Regions from separate parts of the Homo sapiens genome. Here region 1 is linked to region 2. A link is an interaction called in ENCODE POLR2A ChIA-PET data of the cell type or tissue named here. Cell type or tissue: Panc1. All regions are shown on one strand. Each heading gives the region's core, and the rest is flanking DNA. Links, peaks and the distances in the headings are about the cores only.

Region 1 (11,188 bases), core at 3,189-11,188, 81 kb before region 2:
ATCTTGTCCATGAGCTATAGCAAGGAAACTCCTTTGTTTTTAATTTTTTTGAGATGGAGTTTCACTCTCCTTGCTCAGGCTAGAGTGCAATGGTGCGATCTCGGCTCATCGCAACCTCCCAGCTTCTGGGTTCAAGTGATTCTCCTGCCTCAGCCTCCCAAGTAGTTGGGATTACAGGCGCCTGCCACCACACCTGGCTATTTTTTTTTTTTTTTTTTTTGAGATGGAGTCTCACTCTGTCAGGAGTGCAATGGCATGATCTCGGCTCACTGCAACCTCTGCCTCCCGGGTTCAAGCAATTCTCCTGCCTCAGCCTCCTGAGTAGCTAGGATTACAGGCATGCACCACCACACCCGGCTAATTTTTGTATTTTTAGTAGAGACAGGGTTTCACCATGTTGGCCAGGCTGTGCTCGAACTCTTGACCTTAAGTGATCCACCTGCCTTGGCCTCTCAAAGTGCTGGGATTACAGGGATGAGCCACCATGCCTGGCCCAAGTTTTTATTTTCATGAGGGTTTCCCAAAGCACTAGCACCAGCAATGAAACAGATTTTTAATAATAGTAACAGCAGGTTTTAAAGAATTTGCGTAATCATCTTTCATATCAGGGGATCTCATTCATAGAAATGACAGCCTTATTCACAAATAAGGATGGTGGATATCTTTGTCCATTCAGACTGCTATAACAAAACACCTTAGACTGGATAATTTATAAACAACAGTAATTTATTGCTGACAGTTTTGGAGACTGAAGTCCAAGATCAAGGCACCAGCAGATTAGGTGTCTGGTGAGGGCTTGCTGTTTGCTTCCAAGATGGTGCCTTCTTGCTGTGTTCTCACATAGCAAAAGGGCAAAAAGCTCCCCAACCCTCTTTTATTGGGGCACTAATCCCACTTATAAGCGCCAGAACCCTCATGCCCTAATCACCTCCTAAGGGCCCCACCTCTAAAAACTGTCATATTGAGCATTAGATTCCAACATAAGAATTTAAGTGGGGGATACTACCAACATTCAGACTATAGCAGTGGATATATTTGTTTACTAGCTAACTGGCTTACACTAGGCACCAGGAAATGGTTGTAGTGTAAGCAGTTTAAAATTGACTCATTTCTCCAGCTGTTTATTCATTTGTTTAAATTTAGGAGGGTTCACATTATTTCAAAAGTTGGACAAATAATTTATAACACAGGCCAGGCACAGTGGCTCATGCCTGTAATCCCATCGTTTTGGGAGGCTGAGGTGGGCAGATCACTTGAGGCCAGAAGTCAAGACCAGACATGGCAAAACCCTGTCTCTACTAAAAATACAAAAATTAGCCAGGCATGGTGGAGCACACCTGTAATCCCAGCTATTCAAGAGGCTGAGGGAGGAGAATCACTTGAACCTAGAAGGCAGAAGTTGCAGTGAGCCGAAATCACACCACTGCACTCCAGCCTGCGTGACACAGCAAGTCTCTGTATCAAAAAAAAAAAAAAAAAGAATTTATATAACACTATGCTTTCTTTTATAACAAATATCACACTAATTCGTGTAATAGGAACTTGCATTGAATGTGACTGATGTGTATTGATGAATATTGAGAGTGTGGGAAGTGATCGTTTTCAGCAGTCTCAGATGCTAACTGATGAATAAAAAGATGAACAAATGAACAATGAAAACTTATCAGCTATGTTTTTACCATAACAATCCCAGGAGTAGCCATTTTGTTTAGATGGATTTTTTTTAAAAAGGTCAGTTTAAAAAGGTAATTTGGCCAGATTCCTTTTTAATTCAGGCATATTTCCCTTCAGGAGGAATCAGTCTACATATTTGATTTGAGAATATTTGCAGTCTACCACTTAGCCTTTCTTTCTTTCTTTTTTTTTTTTTTTGAGACGGAGTCTCACTCTGTCACCTAGGCTGGAGTGCAATGGCACAATCTTGGCTCACTGCAACCTCCGCCTCCTGGGTTCAAGTGATTCTCCTGCCTCAGCCTTCTGAGTAGCTGGGCCTACAGGCGCTTGCCACCATGCCTGGCTAATTTTTGTTTGTATTTTTAGTAGAGACAGGGTTTCACCGTGTTAGCCAGGATGGTCTCAATCTCCTTACCTCAAGATCTGCCTGCCTTGGCCTCCCAAAGTGCTGGGATTACAGGCATGAGTCACTGTGCCTGGCCTTAGCCTTTTTTAGCGAACTCACTTGATCAATGCCCAGACATATAAAGCTAAAAAGATTTTAAAATCCGGTTAAAAATACACTTGCTGCATACATGCCAGACTATGTAGTAAGCGCTGACCAGTTGAACCTGACTCTGAACAGGCATTTAACAGAAGAGATACACAAATGCATGTACATGTGCACCTATGCGTAACACATACACACACACACACACACATTTTCTGTCAGGATTACAGAGAAATGTATTGATGTGTTAGGTAGCTCAGAAATTCCCTCCTGGCTTTGTTGAAGTATGCTAACTTATCCATTCTTTGCCAGAGCTCTGTACTCTGAGGCTTAGGCTTGATTCAAAGCAGTTCTTGAAGTTTGGAGTTGAGAATAGCTCAAAGCCTTGTGAACAGATTTTTTTAAAACTATCTCGAATTCTGGTGCTCAGGTGATTCTCCTACCTCTGCCTCCCAAAGTGCTGGGATTACAGACATAATCCCCCCAAAAAAGAACATAATTACCATCTTAACTATTTGTAAGTGTACATTTCAGTAGTTTAAGTATATTCATATGGTTGCAAAATAGATCTCCAGGACTTTTTCATCTTGCAAAACTCAAACACTATACCCATTAGACAGTAACTCCCCCTTTCTCTCCTTCCCCCAGCCCCTGGTAACCCCATTCTACTCTGTTTCTATGGATTTGACTAGAATCATACAGTATGTGGCCAGGCACGGTGGCTCACGCCTGTAATCCCAGCACTTTAGGAAGCCGAGGCAGGCGGATCACCTGAGGTCAGGAGTTCGAAACCAGCCTGGCCAACATGGTGAAACCTCGTCTCTACTAAAAAATACACAAATTTTCCAGGCGTGGTGGCAGACATCTTAATCCCAGCTACTTGGGAGGCAGAGGCAGGAGAATCGTTTGAACCTGGGAAGCGGAGGTTGCAGTGAGCCGAGATCAAGCCATTGCACCCAAACCTGAGGGACAAGAGTGAGACTTCTCTCAAAAAAAAAGAAAAGACTCATACAGTATGTGTTTTTGTGACTGGCTTATTTCATGTAACATAATGTCCTCACGACCAGGAATGGTGGCTCATGCCTGGAATCCCAGCACTTTGGGAGGCTAAGGTGGGAGGATCCTTTGAACCCAGGAGGTCGAGGCTGCAATAAGCTGCATTTGTGCCACTGCCCTCCAGCTGGGGTGACAGAGCAAGACCCATTCTCTATAATAATAATAATAAATGTCCTCAGGGTTCATCTACCTTGTAACATGTAACAGGATTTTATTCCTTTTTAAGGTTGAATGATACTCCATTTTATGTATATACCACATTGTGTTTATCTATTCATCTGTTGATGGACACTTGAGTTGCTTTCACCTTATTGTAAATGTAAATGTTAATGTACATGTTAGTGCTGCTATGAACATGGGTATACAAAGATATCTTCAAGACCCTGCTTTCAATTTTTTTTTTTTTTTTTTTTGAGACCGTCTCACTCTGTCACTCAGATTGGAGTGGCACAATTTCTGCTCACTGCAACCTTCGCCCCCTGGTTCCAGCTATTCTTGTGCCTCAGCCTCCCAAGTAGCTGGGATTACAGGCACCCACCAGTAATCCCAGCTACTTTTTGTATTTTTAGTAGAGATGGGGTTTCACCATGTTGGCTAGGCTGGTCTCGAACTCCTGACCACCTGCCTCGGCCTCCCAAAATGCTGGAATTACAGGCATGACCCACCACACCTGGCCCCTGCTTTCAATTTTTTTGAGTGTATACCCAGAAGTGGAATTGCAGCATCATGTGGTAGTTGTAGGTCTCTGTGGGTTTTTTTTTTTTTTTTCTTAGTTTTTTTTTTTTAGAGACAGGATCTCGCTATGTTTCCCAGGCTGGAGTGCAGTGGCTTTTCACAGGCACAGATCCCACTATTGATCAGCACAGGAGTTTTGGCTGACCTGGGCTGGCTCACGCCTTCTTAGGCAACCTGGTAATCCCCCACTCCTGGGAGGTCACCATATTGATGCTGAACTTAGTGTGGAGACCCAATCAGCGTAGAGCACTACAGTCCAGAACTCCTGGGCTCAAGCGATCCTCCCGCCTCAGCCTCCCGAGTAGCTGAGACTACATGCTCGCACCACCACACCTGGCAGTAGTTCTAATTTTAATTTTTTGAGGAACTGTTTTCTATCGTGATCGCATCATTTTACAGTCCCTTCAACAGTGCACAAGATTGCCCATTTCTCCACATACTCACCAACAGTTGTCATCTTCTGTTTTTTGATAGTAGCCATCCTAGTGGATGTGAGGTGATATCTCATTGTGGCTTTGATTTTATTTCTCTGATGATTAGTGGATGTTGAGCATCTTTTCATGTGCTTGTTAGCTATTTTTATATCATTGGAGAAGTATCTATTCAAATTCTTTGCCCATTTTTTAAATCAGTTGTTTAGGTTTTTTTTCCAGAGACAGGGTCTCCCTCTGTCACCCAGGGTGGAGTGCAGTGGTACAATCATAGCTCACTGCAGCCTCAAGCTCCATGACTCAGGTGATCCTCCCACCTCAGCCTCCCAAGTAGCTAGGACCACAGGTGCACACCACCACATCCAGCTAGATTTTTATTTCTTGTAGAGACAGGATCTTGCTGTGTTGCCAAGGTTGGTCTTGAACTCCTGGCCACAATTAACTCTCCCACCTTGGTCTCCCAAAGCACTAGGATTACAGACGTAGTCACCATGCCTCGCCAGATTTTTTTATTGTTGAATTGTAGTTCTTTATGTATACTGGATATTAACCCCATTTCAGATATATGATTTACAAATATTTTCTCCCATTCTGTGGATTGTGTTTTCACTCTGTTGTTTGTATCCTTTGATGTACATTTTAAAAAAATTTAATGTAGGCTGGGCATGGTAGCTTGTGCCTGTAATTTCAGCACTTGGGAGGCTGAGGCAAGCAGATTACCTGAGGTCAGGAGTTCAAGACGAGCCTGGCCAGTGTGGCAAAACCCCATCTCTACCAAAAATACAAAAAAAAAAAAAATTAGCCACGCATGGTGGCACATGTCTGTAGTCCCAGCTACTGAGCGGGCTGAAGCACGAGAATTGCTTGAACCCGGGAGATGGAGGTTGCAGTGAGCACAGATCATGCCACTGCACTCTGCCTGGATGACAGAGCAAGACTCCGTCTAAAAAACAACAACAACAACAACAACAAAATGGATCTAGTTCCATTTGTCTACTTTTGCTTTTGTTTCTTGTGCTTTTGGTGTCAGCCAAGAAATCACTGGCAAAGCTAATGTCATGAAGCTTTTCCTGTATGTTTTCTTCTAGAAATTTTATACCTTAAGGCCTTTCCTTAGGTCTTTAATACATATTGTGTTGATTTTTGTATATGACATAAGGTAAGGGTCCAACTTCATTCTTTTGCTGTTTGGATATCCAGCTTTCTCAACATTATTTGTTGAAGAAACCCCCATTGGGTGGTCTTGGTATGCTTGTCAAAATCATTTGATTATATAGTGAGGGTTTATTTCTGGGTTTTCTTTTTTTCTTTTTTTTTTTTGTATATTATTATACTTTTAAGTTCTAGGGTACATGTGCACAACGTGCAGGTTTGTTACATATATATACATGTGCCATGTTGGTGTGCTGCACCTGTTAACTCGACATTTACATTAGGTATATCTCCTAATGCTATCCCTCACCCCTCCCCCCACCCCACAACAGGCCCCGGCATGTGATGTTCCCCACCCTGTGTCCAAGTGTTCTCATTGTTCAATTCTGACCTATGAGTGAGAACATGCAATGTTTGGTTTTCTGTCCTTGTGATAGTTTGCTCAGAATGATGGTTTCCAGCTTCATCCATGTCCCTACAAAGGACATGAACTCATCTTTTTTTATGGCTGCATAGTATTCCATGGTGTATATGTGGCACATTTTCTTAATCCAGTCTATCATTGATGGACATTTGGGTTGGTTCCAAGGCTTTGCTATTGTGAATAGTGCCACAATAAACATACGTGTGCATGTGTCTTTTAATTATAAAGCATGATTTATAATCCTTTGCGTATATACCCAGTAATGGAATGGCTGGGTCAAATGGTATTTCTAGTTCTAGATCCTTAGGAATCACCACACTGCCTTCCACAATGGTTAAACTAGTTTACAGTTCCACCAACAGTGTAAAAGTGTTCCTATTTCTCCACATCCTCTCCAGCACCTGTTGTTTCCTGATTTTTTAATGATCACCATTCTAACTGGTGTGAGATGGTATCTCATTGTGGTTTTGATTTGCATTTCTCTGATGGCCAGTGATGATGAGCATTTTTTCGTGTGCCTGTTGGCTGCGTAAATGTCTTCTTTTGAGAAGTGTGTGTTCATATCCTTTGCCCACTTTTTGATGGGGTTGTTTGATTTTTTCTTGTAAATTTGTTTAAGTTCTTTATAGATTCTGGATATTAGCCCTTTGTCAGATGGGTAGATTGTAAAAATTTTCTCCCATTCTGTAGGTTGCCTGTTCACTCTGATGGTAGTTTCTTTTGCTGTGTATGAGCTCTTTAGTTTAATTAGATCCCATTTGTCAATTTTGGCATTTGTTGCCATTGCTTTTGGTGTTTTATTCATGAAGTCCTTGCCCATGCCTATGTCCTAAATGGTGTTGCCTAGGTTTTCTTCTAGGGTTTTTTATGGTTTTAGGTCTAATATTTAAGTCTTTAATCCATCTTGAATTAATTTTTGTATAAGGTGTAAGGAAGGGATCCAGTTTCAGCTTTCTACATATGGCTAGCCAGTTTTCTATTTCTGGGTTTTCTATTACACTGGTCTATGTATCTGTCTTTGTGCCAGTACCATGCTGTTTTGATTACTGTAGCTTTGTAATATGTTTGAAATCAGGAAGTATAAGGCCTCTAACCATGTTCTTTTTTCAAAATTGTTTTGATTATTTGGGGTTCCTTGTGATTCCATACAAATTTTAGGATGAAATTTTCTATTTCTAAAAAAAAAAAGCCATGGCAATAACCTTCTAAGTAAATTACAGCAAAATAAAGGTATATGTAAATGAAGTAAGTAATAATTAACAGAGCAACAAGTGACCTAGCTAGGTCCATTTTAGGAGAAGGTCTGGGTCAAGTTGGGGGTGGGGGCTTTGTAATATCAAGAGGGGAGACCTGAGATCAGTATAAAAGGGATTAAAGTGGTCATAGGAGCTCCAGCACTTCTGAAGGCTAAACACAGCTGAAGTTTTGCTCACTAGTTTGATCTCAACAAGTGCCAATGAATTAAGTTATTGGAAATCTCACTGGATCTATGTGCATTAATACTTAGGCATGTTCTTTTGTTGGCCTAGGTAAGTTGCCTGGGAATTTTAGTAATTGTCCCTGCTATCTGCATACATTGCTCTCCTCTCCCAAGGAAAGGTAAGGCATTGGCCATGGAGGCTTTAGCCCATCCAGAGTGGGTAGTAGAAGCAGAATTGAGAAGTGACTATCAAAAATTTCCATGTGGTAAAAGTTGACATGTAGATTATACCAAATTAGGAAAAAAAAAAAAAATCAGACAGAATATTTATGAACCAGCCGGGCACAGTAGCTCACTCATGTAATCCTGGCACTTTGGGAGGCCGAGGTACGCAGATCACCTGGGCAACATGACAAAACCCTGTCTCTACAAAAAAAAAAAAAAAAAGAAGAAGAAGAAAAAGACTTATGAACCCCTATATCATTTTTATCAGTTTGTTTTGCAGAGACTTAAAACATGCTCATAATGGCCTCTTGTTCTTCCTTAGGGAGTTCAGTAAAAGAAAGCAGGAGATCACTGTCATGGTTCCTAGCATGCAAAAGGATGACTAATTCACAGGACTGTAGGACTTAACATGGCTTAGATGTAAAGTACATTCCAGTGCTTAGGGAATTCAGTGAAACCCTTGTTATGAGATGATATTCTATATGAAAGGAAAGACAAATGGATTACAGCCATGCCACCCTTACCAGCAACTTAATTCTCCAGATAAGGAGTTGGGGAAAATCAAATAATACATCTTATTGAGGTGCTACTGTTTAGCAGATGCTGCTGCATTTGCTCACTATACTTAGAAATAATCTTTTGGGGCCGGGCGCAGTGGCTTATGCCTGTAATCCCAGCAGTTTAGCAGATCACGAGGTCAGGAGTTCGAGACCAGCCTGGCCAGCATGGTGAAACCCCGTCTCTACTAAAAATACAAAAAAATAGCCGGGCATGGTGGCGCATGCCTGTAGTCCCAGCTACTAGGGAGTCTGAGGCAGGAGAATTGCTTGAACCCAGCAGGTGGGGATTGCAGTGAGCCAAGATTGTACCACTGCACTACAGTTGATGGGCGACAGAGCGAGACTCCATCTCAAAAAAAAAAAAAAAGAAATAATCTTTTGGTATTTATTCTGAGATCTGATATTATTTCAAAGAATCTTGTTCTTGATCTGCCTTATATGACATGGATCCTTATGTTAATGAAACTTTCATATATTTGCAGAGCTCTCGATGTTCTGAAGTATGAGGAAGTTGACATGGATTCATTAGCCAAGGCTGTTCCAGAGCCCTTGAAGAAGTATACTAAATGTAGAGAGCTGGCTGAAAGACTGAAAATAGAAGGTAGAAAATAATTTTTGACTTAACATACCTTTATCATATGTGCAAATTATGAATAGACAACAGATCCATTATTACTGTTGGACCAGCACAGTGTTAGCTTCTGTGCTTTTCAAAAGTGTGGTCCTCAGCTAAGAGCATTGCAACACCTACAAGCTTGTTAGAAATACAGAATCTTGGCTGGGCACAGTGGCTCATGCTTATAATCCCAGCACTTTGGGAGGCTGAGGTGGGCTGATTTCTTGAGCCTGGGCATTCCGGACCAGCCTGGCCAATATGGCAAAACCCTGTCTCTACAAAAAAAATACAAAAAATTAGCTGGATGTGAAGATACATGCCTGTAGTGCCAACTACTATGGAGACAGAGGTGGGAGGATTGCTTGAGGCTGGGAGGTGGAGGTTGCAGTGAGCCAAGATCGCTGTACTCCAGCCTGGGTGACAGAGCAAGATGACATCTAAAAAAAAAAAAAAAATTAAAAAAAGGAAATACAGACCCTCAGGCTTCACCTCAGACCCACTGAGAATCTATATTTAAACATGCTTTTCAGGTGATTTACATGCACATTTCAAATAAGTGGTACTGCAGAGTCCTCCTATAAATAAATATATATATAATATATGTGTGTGTGTGTGTGTGTGTGTGTATTTTTTTTTTTTTTTTTGAGGAGGAGTTTCCTTCTTCTTGCCCAGGCTGGGGTGCAGTGGCATGATCTCGGTTCACTGCAACCTCTCCCTCCCGGGTTCAAGTGATTCTCCTGCCTCAGCCTCCTGAGTAGCTGGGATTACAGGCATGCACCACCACGCCTGGCTAATTTTTTGTATTTTTAGTGTTCACGGGGTTTCACCATGTTGGCCAGGCTGGTCTCGAACTCCTGCTCAGGTGATCTGCCTGCCTCGGCCTCCCAAAGTGCCAGGGATTACAGGCGTGAGCCACTGCACCTGGCCAAAAATAAATATTTTTTATAGGAGGGCACCACAGTACCACTTATTTGAAATGTGCATGTATGTGTGTGTGTGTGTGTGTGTGTGTGTGTGTGTGTTTTGGTTTTTTCTTTTTTGAGATGGAGTTTCACTTTTGTTGCCCAGGCTGGAGTGCAATGGTGCAATCTTGGCTCACTGCAACCTACACCTCCCAGGTTCATGCAATTCTCCTGCCTCAGCCTCCCAAGTAGCTGGGGTTACAGGGCCCCGCCACAAGGCCCGGCAAATTTTTGTATTTTTAGTAGAGACAGGGTTTCATCACATTGGCCAGGCTGGTCTCAAACTCCTGACCTCAGGTGATCCGCCCGCCTTGGCCTCCCAAAGTGCTGGGATTACAGGTGTGAGCCACTGCACCCAGCATATATATATATATCTTTATATATTTTTTTAACCCTGAACTTTCTTTTTATACTCTCCCCACCTAATGTTTTAATAATGAGAAAAATAATACTATCTTTGGCTTTGACAGTATACTGAAATACTCTACCATTGACAAATACTTACTTTGTATCAATACTCTTGGTCAGTTTATAGACCATCAAAGCCACAGGTGTCTCTGGTAGTTGCTCTGCATTTTTTTAAGTTTTTCATAATGAAAATTTTTATTATGAAAATACTGAAGCTGGGCGTAGTGGCTCACGCCTGTAATCCCAGCACTTTGGGAGGCTGAGGTGGGCAGATCACCTGAGGTCAGAAGTTCGAGACCAGCCTGGCCAACATGGTGAAACCCCATCTCTACTAAAAATACAAAAAAATTAGCTGAGCATGGTGGCAGGCACCTATAATCCCAGCTACTCGGGAGGCTGAGGCAGGAGAATTGCTTGCACCCAGGAGACGGAGGTTGCAGTGAGCCGAGATCGCACCATTGCACTCCAGCCTGAGCGACAAGAGCGAGACTTCATCTTAAAAAAAAAAGAAAAGAAAATACTGAGAATAATATTGGCTTCTGCATTTTGATAGAAGGTGTTTTTTCATGGGTGGAAAATGATGTAGTGAAAAAAGCAGGGAACAGGATAACATGGTGAGAAGGGAAGACAAAGTTGGATGATGGTGTGCTGTTCAAACAGGAAAAGACTATGCTCTTTGGGAACCAGCCAGAATGGTGATCATGCTGCATTCCTTCTAGCAGTGGCATTTTCTTTTTTTTTCTTTTTTTTTTTTTTTGAGACGGAGTCTCGCTTTGTCGCCCAGGCTGGATTCCAGTGGCGCAATTTTGGCTCACTGCAACCTCCACCTCCTGGGTTCAAACAATTCTCCTGCCTCAGCCTCCTGAGTAGCTGTGAGTACAGGCATGCACCACCACGCCTGGCTAATTTTTTTATTTTTAGTAGAGACGGGGTTTCACTATTTGGCCAGGCTGGTCTTGAACTCCTGACTTCAGGTGATCCACCCGCCTCGGCCTCCCAAAGTGCTGGGATTACAGGCATGAGGCACTGCTCCTG
Region 2 (13,466 bases), core at 4,212-12,211:
GAATGATCTTTTTGGAAATAAAGTTGATTCCTAAATTACAATGGAGAAATTTAAACAAAAACCATCTCATGGTTCCTATTGTAAAAAGTGACATGCTGGGCGCAGTGGCTCACGCCTCTGATCCCAGCACTTTGGGAGGCCGAGGTGGGTGGATCATGAGATCAGGAGATTGAGACCACTGCTTGAACCCAGGAGGCGCAGGTTGCAGTGAGCCAAGATCGTGCCACTGCACTCCAGCCTGGGCGATAGAGCCAGACTCTGTCTCAAAAAAAAAAAAAAAAAAAAAGGGACAACATAGGTTGGGTGTGGTACCTCACATCTGTAATGGGCCTTTGGGAGGCCCAGGTGGGAGAGTCACTTGAGCCCAGAAATTTGAGACCAGCCTGGGCAACACAGTGAGACTCGGTCTCTATTTAAATACAGAAAAAAAAAAGTGATAACATGGACATATTAGGCAAATATTATTCAAGTAATTGTTAGCAAGAACTTAATAATATATGGTATGAGGAACTGTGTGCATGAAATGGACCATAGAAAACAATAATAATTCTAAGGTCGGTTTTTATGGAAGAGACAGAACTGAACTGAGCCCTAATTGCTTAGTTTGTAGAAAGCAAAGGAGATAAGCAAAAATATTCCAGTGAAGGGGATATGTCACAGTAGGCTAGGAACAGTGAAAAATCTACTTGACTAACCTGAAAGTGGGAAGGCTCAGAATAAAATGGGAAAGGGTGTGTCAGATACTAGAGGGCCTTGAAGATCACACAGAGGTGTTTAAACTTGATCCAGTGGGAAACAGGGAGCCACAAGGGGTTTTAATGGGGTGACTAAATTAGCGAAAATAATGTATAAGGAAGTTAGCTGGAAATGCCAATAATATTAATTTCCTTCTATTGAAGACCTGATGTGTGCCAGGCACTAGGCAAACAGCCCTAAGATAAGAATTTTTGCTCCCATGTAACGGTTTAGTTAAATGAGAATCCAAGAGGCGACTTACTTGAGCCATAGAGTTAGTAAATGGCTGAGTTAAGACCTACACTTGGGTCCCTATGTCAGAGGCGTGTGAACCAGAGCAACTCCATCTTGAATAGTGGCTAGGTAAAATAAGGCTGAGACCATCTGGGCGGCATTCCCAGACAGTCTAAGTCACAGGATGAGATACGGGGTCAGCACAAGATACAGGTCATAAAGACCTTGCTGATAAAACAGGTTGCACTAAAGAAGCATCAAAACCAAGATGGCGACGAGAGTGACCACTGGTTGTTCTCACTGCTATACTCCTACCAGAACCGTGACAGTTTACTAATGCCATGGCAATGTCAGGAAGTTACCCTATATGGTCTAGAAAGGGGAGGAGCTCTCAGTTCCGGAAACTGCCCACCCCTTTCCTGGAAAACTCATGAATAAGACACCCCTTGTTTAGCATATAATCAAGAAATAACCATAAAAGTGGGCTGGGTGTGGTGGTTCATGCCTGTAATCCCAACACTTTGGTGGGTCGAGGCAAACAGATCACCTGAGGTCAGGAGTTCGAGTCTAGCATGGCTAACATGGCGAAACCCCATCTCTACTAAAAATACAAAAAAGTTAGGCGTGGTGGCGGGTGCCTGTAATCCCAGCTACTGGGTAAGCTGAGGCAGGAGAATCGCTTAAACCGGGGAAGCGGAGGTTGCAGTGAGCTGAGATCGTACCATTGTACTCCAGGCTGGGTGAAAAGAGCAGAACTCTGTCTTAAAAACAAAAACAAAATAAAAAAACACCATAAAATAGCCAACCAGCAGCCCATGCTGCTGCTGTGCCTGTGAGGAGCCATTCTTTATTTCTTTACTTTCTTAATAAACTTACTTTCACTTTATGGATTCAGCTCAAATTCTTTCTTGCTCGAGATCCAAGAACCCTCTCTAAGGGTCTGGATCAGGACCCTTTCTGGTAATACACCTATCATTTACATGTTCTGTCTGTTTTCATGCTACAACAGCAGAATTGTGCAGTTGGACAGAGACCCTATGTCCCACAAAGTCTTAAATTTGTACTATCTGTCCCTTTTCAGAAAAAGTCTGCTGACTCCTGTAGAGCTTTGCTATTCAGTGTGGCCTGTGGACCAGGAACAAGGGGCAACCTCTGGGAGTTTGTTAGAAAGGAAGCATCTTGGGCACCCCTTAGACCTGTTGAATTCAAATCTGCATTTTAGCAAGATTCCAAATGAATCTGTATGCACATTAAGTATAAGAAGCATTGTTGGCCAGGCACGGTGGCTTACGCCTGTAATCTCAGCACTTTGAGAGGCTGAGGCGTGCGGATCACCTGAGGTCAGCAGTTTGACACCGGTTGGCCGATGTAGTGAAACCCCGTCTCTACTGCCAGTATGGTGGTGGGCACCTGTAATCCCAGCTACTTGGGAGGCTGAGGCAGAAGAATTGCTTGAACCCAGGAGGCAGAGGGTGTGGTGAGCCGAAATTGTGCCACTGCACTCCAGCCTGGGTGACAGAGCGAGATTCCATCTTAAAAAAAAAAAAAAAAAAAAAAGCATTGTTAAAATACTGTGCTATTTTGGCTGAAAAGTTAGAGCAGGACAAGCCTAGAAACTAGGACACTGGGTAGCTTAAGACTAGGAGACAGAGGCGGAAGGGACAGGGTCCACAAACATTTAAAGAATGTCTGCCATTTGAGTGTGCACAGGCAGCTACACATTCCTGCCCCAGGCCTCTGGGATTCCTGCATATTTAGTGTAGAGAATAGGAAGCCATATGCAAGTTAAAATACAAATCTGTATTCCTTATTATTAAAGTGTGTTTTGCCATGGCATTTTGAACCAACGATAATCAAATGAGCCACTATTCAACTTCCCACCTCCCCAAAATTGGCCTGAAGGACTGCTTGGAGGGAAGTTTTAAGAGATAGTAGCTCAAATATTTTGCTAATGCAGTTTCGAAAATGCTAGAGTAGATGTGAGTAAGATGATGTAGCCTGCATCTTCCGTCAAAGGTGCCATTTGATGGTTTTCTAATTTCTTTCTTTTCAGAGTCTCACTCTGTTGCCCAGGCTGGAGTACAGTGGTGCAATCTCAGCTCACTGCAACCTCCACCTCCTGGGCTCAAGTGATTCTCCCACCTGTCCCAAGTAGCTGGGACCACAGGTGCACACCACCATGCCTGGCTAATTTTTTATAGACATGGGGTTTTTCCATGTTGCCCAGGCTGGTCTTGAACTCCTGAGCTCAAGGGATCCACCCACCTTGGCTTCCCAAAGTGCTGGGATTACAGATGTGAGCCCCCGTGCCCAGCTTCTAGTTTGCTTTTTAATCATTACTCAAATTCACGGAAGAATTTACTGGCTCTCCAGTTTGAAACCACCCTGGAATTTACATTCATAACCTCCTATTATATGCCACTAAACATCAAAAAAAAATTTTTTTTGATTTCCCATTGTTTTGAGGGAGCCAGGATAACACATCCTAGCTGGTGGCCCCACAGTTATTCCCGGGAGGTGGGGCTTCCTGGTGAGTTTCTGGTGTATTCTTGGTGTGTTCTCGGCTCACAGGGCGGAGTCAGGTTTTCCTCATGCTCAGCCAGCTTGGTGACAAATTGAGGTTGCGTAAGGGAGCGGGGTACAAAGTACATGTGCTGTGCTTCAGTTTGCATCCGCCTGGTCTGTTACACATATTATCTGGAAAATACTGTGGGGTAGGTGGTGTGAGGGCAAATTGGGAAGAAGACCAAGTGAAGCATTAAGGTGAAGCCGAGCAGAGGTAGGGAAGGGTATGGGACTAGCAGCCAAGGATTTAGGATTTAGACTGCCAAAGATTGTGAACTGAGGTAGGAAATGGGTTCTTGGAGTGACTATGATTACAGCAAGCCAACTGGGGCTGCCTGGTTCCAGATTCCATGCAAGCCAGGATGATGATGATCTGCTTGATGTCTTTACTCTGGAGCTACGGCAGAAGGCTTCAGCACTTTAAAATAATGTTTGTCATACCTCACAATACACCCACCACATTACCTGGAGGCCAGGTGAACTGAAAACACAGATTGGTAGGCCCAGAGTTTCTAATTTTGTAGGTTTGGGTAGGACTCAGTAATTTCCTTTTTTTTTTTTTGAGACGAAGTCTCGCTTTGTTGCCCAGGCTGGAGTGCAGTGGACTGCAACCTCTCCCTCCTGGGTTCAAACGATTCTCCTGCCTCAGCCTCCCGAGTCACTGGGATTACAGGTGCCCACCACCACACCTGGCTAATTTTTGTATTTTTAGTAGAGATGGGGTTTGGCCATGTTGGCCAGGCTGGTTTCAAACTCCTGACCTCAAGTGATCCTCCCGCCTTGGCCTCCCAAAGTGCTGGGATTACAGGCATGAGCCACCGTGCCCAGCAATAATTTGCATTTTAACAAGTTTAAAAGTAATGCATATTCTTTGAAACTACTGGTCCTTATAGTACACTTTAAGAACCATTGCTTTAATATGATGCCTGGTTAAGAAACTCTTTGCCTTGGCCAGGTGCGGTGGCTCATGCCTGTAATCCCAGCACTTTGGGAGACCGAGGCGGGCAGATCATGAGGTCAGGAGATCGAGACCATCCTGGCTAACACGGTAAAACCCCGTCTCTACTAAAAAAAAAAAATACCAAAAAATTAGCCGGGTGTGCTAGCAGGCGCCTGTGGTCCCAACTACTCGGGAGGCTGAGGCAGGAGAATGGCATGAACCTGGGAGGCGGAGCTTGTAGTGAGCCGAGATTGCGCCACTGCACTCCAGCCTGGGTGACACAGCGAGACTCTGTCTAAAAAAAAAAGAAACTCTCTGCCTCAGAAATCAGACTCAGAAACCAAGTGGCTTGCTGGGTGGTCAAGAAGTGTGCCCCAGGGCCAGTTCTACAAATTTCCAAGCTTCTTCCTTCCCCAAATCCTGCCAGCCTGCAAGCATCAATTCAGAAATAGTTATTTCCCAGTCATTTTGCCCTTGTTACATATCTTCCAGTTAGTTTATGTGCATGTTGAATGTAACAGTTGAACAAGTATGTCTTTGAATATAATAATGTCTTTTTTTTTATTTTTTTATTTGAGATGGAGTCTCGCTCTGTCGCCCAGGCTGGCTGGAGTGCAGTGGCACAATCTTGGCTCACTGCAACCTCTGCCTCCCGGGTTCAAGCGATTCTCCTGCCTCAGCCTCCCAAGTAGCTGGGATTTCATGTGTGTGCCACCATGCCCGGCTAATTTTTGTATTTTTAGTAGAGACAGGGTTTCACCATGTTGGCCAGGCCGGTCTCGAACTCCTGGCTTAAGTGATCCGCCCACCTTGGCCTCCCAAAGTACTGGGATTATAGGCATGAGCCACCATGCCCTGCCAGATATAATAATGTCTTTATAAGTCAAGAATACCACTAGAGAGCCTGTAGGATAATTTCAAAGAATTCATACTTATAAAATGGAATATTAGACTATTCTCTTAGTAGGACTGCCTTTGGAAAGCATGTGGTCAAATCCTGTGGGTTCCAGCAATCTTGCTAGTGTCTCCTTATTACATTGCCTGCCCTTTATTCTGGCTCCCAGCTGTTGTGGTTTTCCTCTCAGCTCACCTGAATATGTGTATTGGCCTACAGTGTTCTCTGGAAAAACTTGTGGGAACAGAGCAGTCTGGGAACCGAACAGCAGGATTTGGGCAAGGGATGATGAGGAAGCAGGCTTTCAACTGAGGCAGTCGTTCATCATTGTAAAAATTACTACCGCTGCACTGATCTTGCTCCAAACTCCAGAGGCACATAGCTCCAGGGACTCAGAAGGGCCAAGAACCGTAGCATGGAAGCCCAGCTGTGTTTGGCACACGTAATCTGCATCTCCCTGTTTAACTTAAACAGATACTTGGTTAAGTGCTTCCTCTTTGGGTTTGTATGCATTTTACTTAACTACTTGGCTGTAAATTCCCTGGCACATAAGCAAATGATTTTATTTTTAATTTTTATATATTTATTTATTTATTTTTGAGATGGGGTTTCGCTCTGTTGCCCAGGCTGGAGTGCAGTGGCACGATCTCGGCTCATTGCAACCTTTGTCTCCCAGGTTCCCCAAAGCAATTCTCATGCCTCAGCCTCCTGAGTAGCTGGGATCATAGGCGTTCACCACCACACCCGGCTAATTTTTGTATTTTTAGTAGAGGTGGGATTTCATCATGTTGGCCAGGCTGGTCTGGAACTCCTGACCTCAAGTGATCCACCTGCCTTGGCCTCCCAAAGTGCTGGGATTACAGGCGTGAGCCACCGTGCCCATATTTGCTTATGTATGCGTGCATCTGCACGTGTATGTGTGTGTGTGTTTTCTAGTTTAGTGTGCAGGGCCAATTATTCTGCGAGCCAGGCTGACATAGCATGTTCTCCTTCATCTTTAGATACAGGGGACCAAGAAGCTTAGTTCAATGTGGTATGTATTTCCTTGGCTGGGACAGAAGGTGTCTGTGAGCCATGGGTATTAGGGTTAGAAGGAAACAAGACGTGGTATTCAGATGTGACATACTAGGGTCAGAAGGAAACAAGATGTGGTACCATTCAGAGGGCCTAGGGAGCTGGATCCTACACCTTGGCAAACTGTTTTGTAATTAGATGCTGTAACTGTTTTGGAGTGTCACCCCTGATGTATAAGCCTTATTTTTTACATTCTTTTTTTCCTTTTCCTTTTTCTTTCTTTGTGAAATGATCAGGAAGAAGACGTATAAGCCTTTAAGCTTAGTAAACCTTTGGGTTCTGTGCATTTGGCCATCATTCCAGTTGTCAGCATTGTGCAGGACAGGTACTTGAGGTCTGTTTTTGTGAACCAGGGACCCGAGGCACAGAGCAAGTAAGTGGATAGAAACAAATGCTGTAAGAACAAATAATTGTATTTAAAAATTTATGATTTTCATTTATTTTTCAGAGGAAGCATTAATGAGTAGGTAGTAATTTCTGGGTATTAAAAAACCATCAGAGACATTTCTTTTTCCTTATAAAAGAAGTCATAACAGTGAACATTTATAGCACTTAGCTTACTAAGGGTTTCACGTCCTATAATCCCCAGCACTTTAGCAGGCTGAGAGGGGAGGACTGCTTGAGGCCAGGAGTTCAAGACCAGCCTGGGTAACATAGCAAGACCCTGTCTCTATTTAGAAAAATAATAAAAACAAAGGGTTTCACATGTATTTTAGAAATTAGACCTTCCGAAGTTGTGAGATTTGTAATAATGTTCATTTTAGAGACTAGAAAACTAAGCCTCATGAAGGCCATGTGACTTGTCCACCATTGCACCAGTGCTGAGTGGCAGATCTCTGGTCTGGAAGCCACGTTCTTCTCACTATACCATGTTGCCATTTTTCAGCAACTGGTGCACGATGCATATTCTCCAAGACAGAAGGGAAGGAGGCTTGATTAATTGTGGCTCAGCCTTTCCTCATAGTTTTGGGGCTGTAAGACCTGTGCATTGTAAGTGAACCATAAGGTCTGTTTGCCTCAGAGCAGGTTAGTTCACACCGTGCTGCTGCTGCTTTTAAGCAATGCAGGATGAACGGAGCTTGGGAGCAATTTTCTCTCACTCCCATGGTGGCATCTCTTCAGTTCACTTTCTTTGTACTGCTCCTCTTAGGTTTATGGCCGTGCAGTTGTCAGTGCTCCTGTCAGTCTTTCCAACCTTCCCTCTAAATTCCTGGCACCAGCAGTTGGCCTAGAACATGCTGATCTTCAGCACCCTGACAGAAAAGGCTGCTATCACAGTGGAAAGTGTGGCTTCCTGGGCTGCCTCTTGGCAAAGGGCTCTAGCTTGTCCAGATTTGGGTCAGCCCCAGGGTCTATCAGTTCCAGGAGAGGTGTTGAAGGGCTGTGACAAATGCCTGCCCTGGCAGATGGAGGAAGCTCTGGCTAGCTTGAGAGCGCAGTGTAATAACAGCTGCCCTGAGAAGGGACTTCCAGCCATTCTTGTGCTCTGAGATTGTGTCCGGAATTGGTGGGTTCTTGGTCTCACTGACTTCAAGAATGAAGCCGCAGACACTTGCGGTGAGTATTACAGTTCTTAAAGGCAGCGTGTCCGGAGTTTGCTCCTTCTGATGTTCAGATGTGTTCGAAGTCTCTTCCTTCTGGTAGGTTCGTGGTCTCACTGGCTCAGAAGTGAAGCTGCAGACCTTCACGGTGAGTGTTACAGCTCTTAAGGTGGCGCATCTGGAGTTGTTCGTTCCTCCTGGTGGGCTCGTGATCTTGCTGGCTTCAGGAGTGAAGCTGCAGACCTTCGCGGTGAGTGTTACAGGTCAAAAAAAGCAGTGTGGACCCAAAGAGTAAGCAGCAGCAAGATTTATTGCAAAGAGCGAAAGAACAAAGCTTCCCCCGCGTGGAAGAGGACCCAAGCGGGTTGCCACTGCAGAGTTTGGGCAGCCTGCTTTTATTCTCTTATCTGGCCCCACCCACATCCTGCTGATTGGTAGAGCTGAGTGGTCTGTTTTTACAGGGCGCTGATTGGTGCATTTACAATCCCTGAGCTAGACACAAAGGTTCTCCACCTCCCCACCAGATTAGCTAGATACAGAGTGTCAACACAAAGGTTCTCCAAGTACCCACCAGAGTAGCTAGATACAGAGTGTTGATTGGTGCATTCACAAACCCTGAGCTAGACACAGGGTGCTGATTGGTGTGTTCACAAACCTTGAGCTAGATACAGAGTGTGGATTGGTGTATTTACAATCCCTGAGCTAGACATAAAGGTACTCCAAGACCCCACCAGAGTAGCTAGATACAGAGTGTCGATTGGTGCCTTCACAAACCCTGAGCTAGACACAGGGTGCTGATTGGTGTATTTACAATCCCTTAGCTAGACATAAAGGTTCTCCATGTCCCCACCAGACTCAGGAGCCCAGCTGGCTTCACCCAGTGGATCCCGCACTGGGGGGGCAGGTGGAGCTGCCTGCCAGTCCCAGTGCGTGCGTGCGCCCGCACTCCTCAGCCCTTGGGTGGTCGATGGGACTGGGCGCCGTGGAGCAGGGGGTGGCACTTGTCGGGGAGGCTCGGGCCGTACAGGAGCCCATGGAGGGGGTGGGAGGCTCAGGCATGGCGGGTTGCAGGTTCCGAGCCCTGCCCCGCGGGAAGGCAGCTAAGGCCCGGTGAGAAATCGAGCCCAGCGCCGGTGGGCTGGCACTGCTGAGGGACCCAGTACACCCTCTGCAGCCGCTGGCCCGGGTGCTAAGCCCCTCATTGCCCGGGGTCGGCAGGGCCGGCCGGCTGCTCCGAGTGCGGGGCCTGCCAAGTCCACGCCCACCCGGAACTCCAGCTGGCCCGCAAGCGCCACGCGCAGCCCGGGTTCCCGCTCGGGCCTCTCCCTCCACACCTCCCTGCAAGCTGAGGGAGCCGGCTCTGGCCTTGGCCAGCCCAGAAAGGGGCTCCCACAGTGCAGCGCTGGGCTGAAGGACTCCTCAAGTGCCGCCAAAGTGGGAGCCCAGGCAGAGGAGGCGCCGAGAGCGAGCGAGGGCTGTGAGGACTGCCAGCACGCTGTCACCTCTCAAGCTGACATCGGCAGCTGTGAGGACCCACCTGTTAGGTGAGGCCTTCACAAGCACTAGCATCTGTAGGGATCTTTACTTCCAATTCATTGGCAGTTACCACTACTGTGCCACAGAAAGAATCAAAGAGGGATCCAAAAGAATTAGCCAAAATTCGGCTGGGCATGGTGGCTCATGCCTATAATCCCAGCACTTTGGGAGGCTGAGGTGGGTAGATCATTTAAGGTCAAGAGTTCGAGACCAGCCTGGCCAACTTGGTGAAAACCCATCTCTACTAAAAATAGAAAAAATTAGCTGTGTGTGGTGGTGTGCACCTGTAATCCCAGCTACTCGGGAGGCTGAGGCAGGAGAATTGCTTGAACCCAGGAGACAGAGGTTGCAATGAGTTGAGATTGTGCCACTGCACTCCAGGCTGGGCCACAGAGCAAGACTCCGTCTCCAAAAAAAAAAAAAAAGAATTAGTCAGAATTCTTTCTTGAGAGCCATCCTTGTCAAGAAACCTGGATGTAGGAGGCTGTAGACTTGGATTCCAGGGTTAGCTCTGATGTTGGGATATTGTTGGATGCTACAGAAAACTGACTCAGTCTGGCTTAAACAAAGGGGAAATGTATTATTTTTCATAACTAGAAGTAGGGTGAGCTCTAGGCCCGGTCTGATCAATGGCTCAGCAATGTCATTCAGGACCCAGGGTACTTTCTGTCTCCCTACTCCTCCTCAATGTTGGTGTCATCCTAACACCAATGCTGCTGATTTTTCCTTATGGTTCCGAGATGATTCCTACTAAGGCTGCCAGTAGCAATCAGAGTTATAGGCTTCTCTTGTAACTACCAGCAGGCAGAACCTCTCCTATTATGGACTATAAATCCTTTGTTTCAGTCTGATCAGCTCAACTTAGGCCTCCAGCCTACACTCCTGGATCAATAACTGTCACCATGGGAATGTTGTGCTAATGGGCTCAGAACTGCCCTGTCTAATATGGAAGCTACTAGCCATATGTGGCTATTGAGCTTTTAAAATGTAGTCCGAATTAAGTTGTAAGTGTAAAATACTCCAAAAACTTCAGCTGGGCATGGTGGCTCATGCCTGTAATCCCAGCACTTTGGGAGGCCGAGGGGGGCTTGAGCCGAGGAGTTTGAGACCAGCCTGGCCAACATGGTGAAACCATGTCTCTACTAAAAACATAAAAATTAGCCGGGTGTGGTGGTACACGTCTGTAGTCCCAGCTACTCAGGAGGCTGAGGCAGGATAATTGCTTGAACCCAGGAAACGGAGGTTGCAGTAACCCAGGAAACGGAGGTTGCAGTGAGCCAGGGGGGATCACGCCACTGCACTCCAGCCTGGGCGACAGAGCGAGACTTGGACTCAAATTAAAAAAGATAAAATTCCAAAAACTTCATAACATACACACACGTAAAATATCTATTTAATGTTTTTTTTCTTTTAAAAATTAGTTTTATTTTTATTTTTTACTTAGAAATAAGGTCTTGCTATGTTGGCTAGGCTGGTCTCCAACTCCTGAATTCAAGTGATGCTCCTGCCTCGGCCTCCCAAGTGCTGGGATTATAGAAGTGAGCCACTGTACCCAACTTATTTATTTATTTTTATATTGATTACATGCTGAAGGCTAGGTGTGCTGGCTCACGCCTGTAATCCCAGCACTTCAGGAGGCTGAGATAGGCAGATCGCTTGAGAACAGGAGTTCGAAACCAGCCTGGCCAACATGGTGAAACCCTGTCTCTACTAAAAATACAAAAATTAGCTGGGTGTAGTGGTTCATGTCTGTAATCCCAGCTACTCAGGAGGCAGGAGAATTGCTTGAACCCATGAGGCGGAGGTTACAGTGAGCTGAGATCGAACCACTACACTCCAGCCTGGGTGACAGAGCAAGAACCTGTCTCAAGGCCGGGCGTGGTGGCTCACGCCTGTAATCCCAGCACTTTGGGAGGCTGAGGCGGGCGGATCACAAGGTCAGGATATTGAGACCACCCTAGCTAACATGGTGAAACCCTGTCTCTATTAAAAACACAAAAAATTATCCGGGTGTGGTGGTGGGCACCTGTAGTCCCAGCTACTTGGGAGGCTGAGGCAGGAGAATGGTGTGAACCCGGGAAGCGGAGCTTGCAGTGAGCCAAGATCGCGCCACTGCACTCCAGCCTGGGCGACAGAGCAAGACTCCATCTCAAAAAAAAACAAAAAAAAAACAAACAAAACCAACAACAAAAACAACCATGTTGAAATAATATTTTTGATATATTGAGTTAAATAAAATTTATTATTAAAATTAATTTAACCTGTTTATTTTTTTTTTGGTCTTTTTTTTCTGTTTGTGGAGAATGGGGCCTTGCTATATTGCCCAGGCAGGTCTCAAACCCTTGAGCTCAAGCTATCCTCCCACCTCTGCCTCCCTAAGTGTTGAAATTACAGGCACGACCCATTGTGTTTGGCTATTTTTAATTTTTTTATTTTATTTCATGTTGCAGGAAGTCAGGGACCCTGAACAGAGGGACCGGCTGAAGCCATGGCAGAAGAACATGGATTGTGCAGATTTCATGGACATTTATTAGTTCCCCAAGTTAATACTTTTATAATTTCTTATGCCTGTCTTTACTGCAATCTCTAAACATAAATTGTGAAGATTTCATGGACACTTATCACTTCCCCAATCAAATACCCTTGTGATTTCCTATGCCTGTCTTTACTTTAATCTCTTAATCCTGTCATCTCGTAAGCTGAGGAGGATGTATGTCCCCTCAGGACACTGTGATGATTGCGTTAACTGCACAAATTGTAGAGCATGTGTGTTTGAACAATATGAAATCTGAGCACCTTGAAAAAGAACAGGATAATAGCAATGTTCAGGGAACAAGAGAGATAACCTTAAACTCTGACCGCTGGTGAGCCAGGCAGAACAGAGCCATATTTCTCTTCTTTCAAAAGCAAATGGGAGAAATATTGCTGAGTTCTTTTTCTCAGCAAGGAACATCCCTGAGAAAGAGAATGTGCCCCTGAGGGTAGGCCTCTAAAATGGCCCCCTTGGGTGTGGCCATCTTCTATGGTAGAAACTGTAGGAATGAAATAAGCCCCAGTCTCCCATAGCGCTCCCAGGCTTATTAGGATGAGGAAATTCCTGCCTAATAAATTTTTGGTCAGACCGGTTGTCTGCTCTCAAACCTTGTCTCCTGATAAGATGTTATCAATGACAATGGTGCCTGAAACTTCATTAGCAATTTTAATTTCGCCCAGGTCCTGTGGTCCTGTGATCTCGCCCTGCCTCCATTTGCCTTGTGATATTCTATTACCTTGTGAAGCATGTGATCTCTGTGACCCACACCCTATTCATACACTCCCTCCCCTTTTGAAAATCACTAATAAAAACTTGCTGATTTTACAGCTTGCAGGGCATCACGGAACCTACCAACATGTGATGTCTCCCCCGGACACCCAGCTTTAAAATTTCTCTCTTTTGTACTCTGTCCCTTTATTTTTCAACCCGGCCGATGCTTAGGGAAAATAGAAAAGAACCTACGTGACTACTGGGGGCAGGTTCCCCGATAATTTCATTTTCTTTTTTTTTTTTGAGATGGAGTCTCACTCTATTGCCCAGGCTGGAGTAAAGTGGCATGATCTTGGCTCACTGCAACCTCTGCCTCCTGGGTTCAAGTGATTCTCCTGCCTCAGCCTCCCCAGTAACTAGGATTACAAGTGTGAGCCACCATGCCTGGCTAATTTTTGTATTTTTAGTAGAGACGGGGTTTCACCATGTTGGTCAGGCTGGTTTTGAACTTCTGACCTCAGGTGATCCACCCACTTCAGCCTCCCAAAGTGCTGGGATTACAGGTGTGAGCCACCTTGCCCAGCCTATTTTTTATTTTTTTGAGACAGAGTCTCTCTGTGTCGCCCAGGCTGGAGTGCAGTGGTGCCATCTTGCCTCACTGCAACCTCCACCTCCCGGGTTCAAGCGATTCTCATGCCTCAG

Evidence for each region. Peaks named below come from ENCODE experiments on the same cell type or tissue, not always from the same donor. Only the 100,000 strongest peaks of a DNase experiment are listed, where the experiment ranks them.
Region 1: POLR2A ChIA-PET joins it to region 2 with 12 read pairs; 6 of 35 experiments call an interaction of 5 or more read pairs at or near these places.

The regions. Positions count from the first base shown.
Region 1 is chr6:73,483,585-73,494,772 of GRCh38, forward strand. MTO1 (mitochondrial tRNA translation optimization 1) reads left to right here. Exons shown (of 12, transcript NM_012123.4): 10 at 8,650-8,768. It also overlaps the pseudogene RN7SL827P. Among named protein-coding and RNA genes, the nearest start is that of MTO1, 27 kb to the left of the region's middle. In Panc1, for the core only: no CTCF peak of the experiment used is centred there; no DNase peak of the experiment used is centred there.
Region 2 is chr6:73,563,608-73,577,073 of GRCh38, forward strand. EEF1A1-AS1 (EEF1A1 antisense RNA 1) reads left to right here. Exons shown (of 5, transcript NR_187283.1): 4 at 6,680-9,528; 5 at 11,971-12,646. Among named protein-coding and RNA genes, the nearest start is that of EEF1A1-AS1, 47 kb to the left of the region's middle. RefSeq lists enhancers at 1-466, 2,117-2,666, 12,408-13,123 and a silencer at 2,215-2,397. In Panc1, for the core only: no CTCF peak of the experiment used is centred there; no DNase peak of the experiment used is centred there; H3K27ac peaks cover 4,232 bases.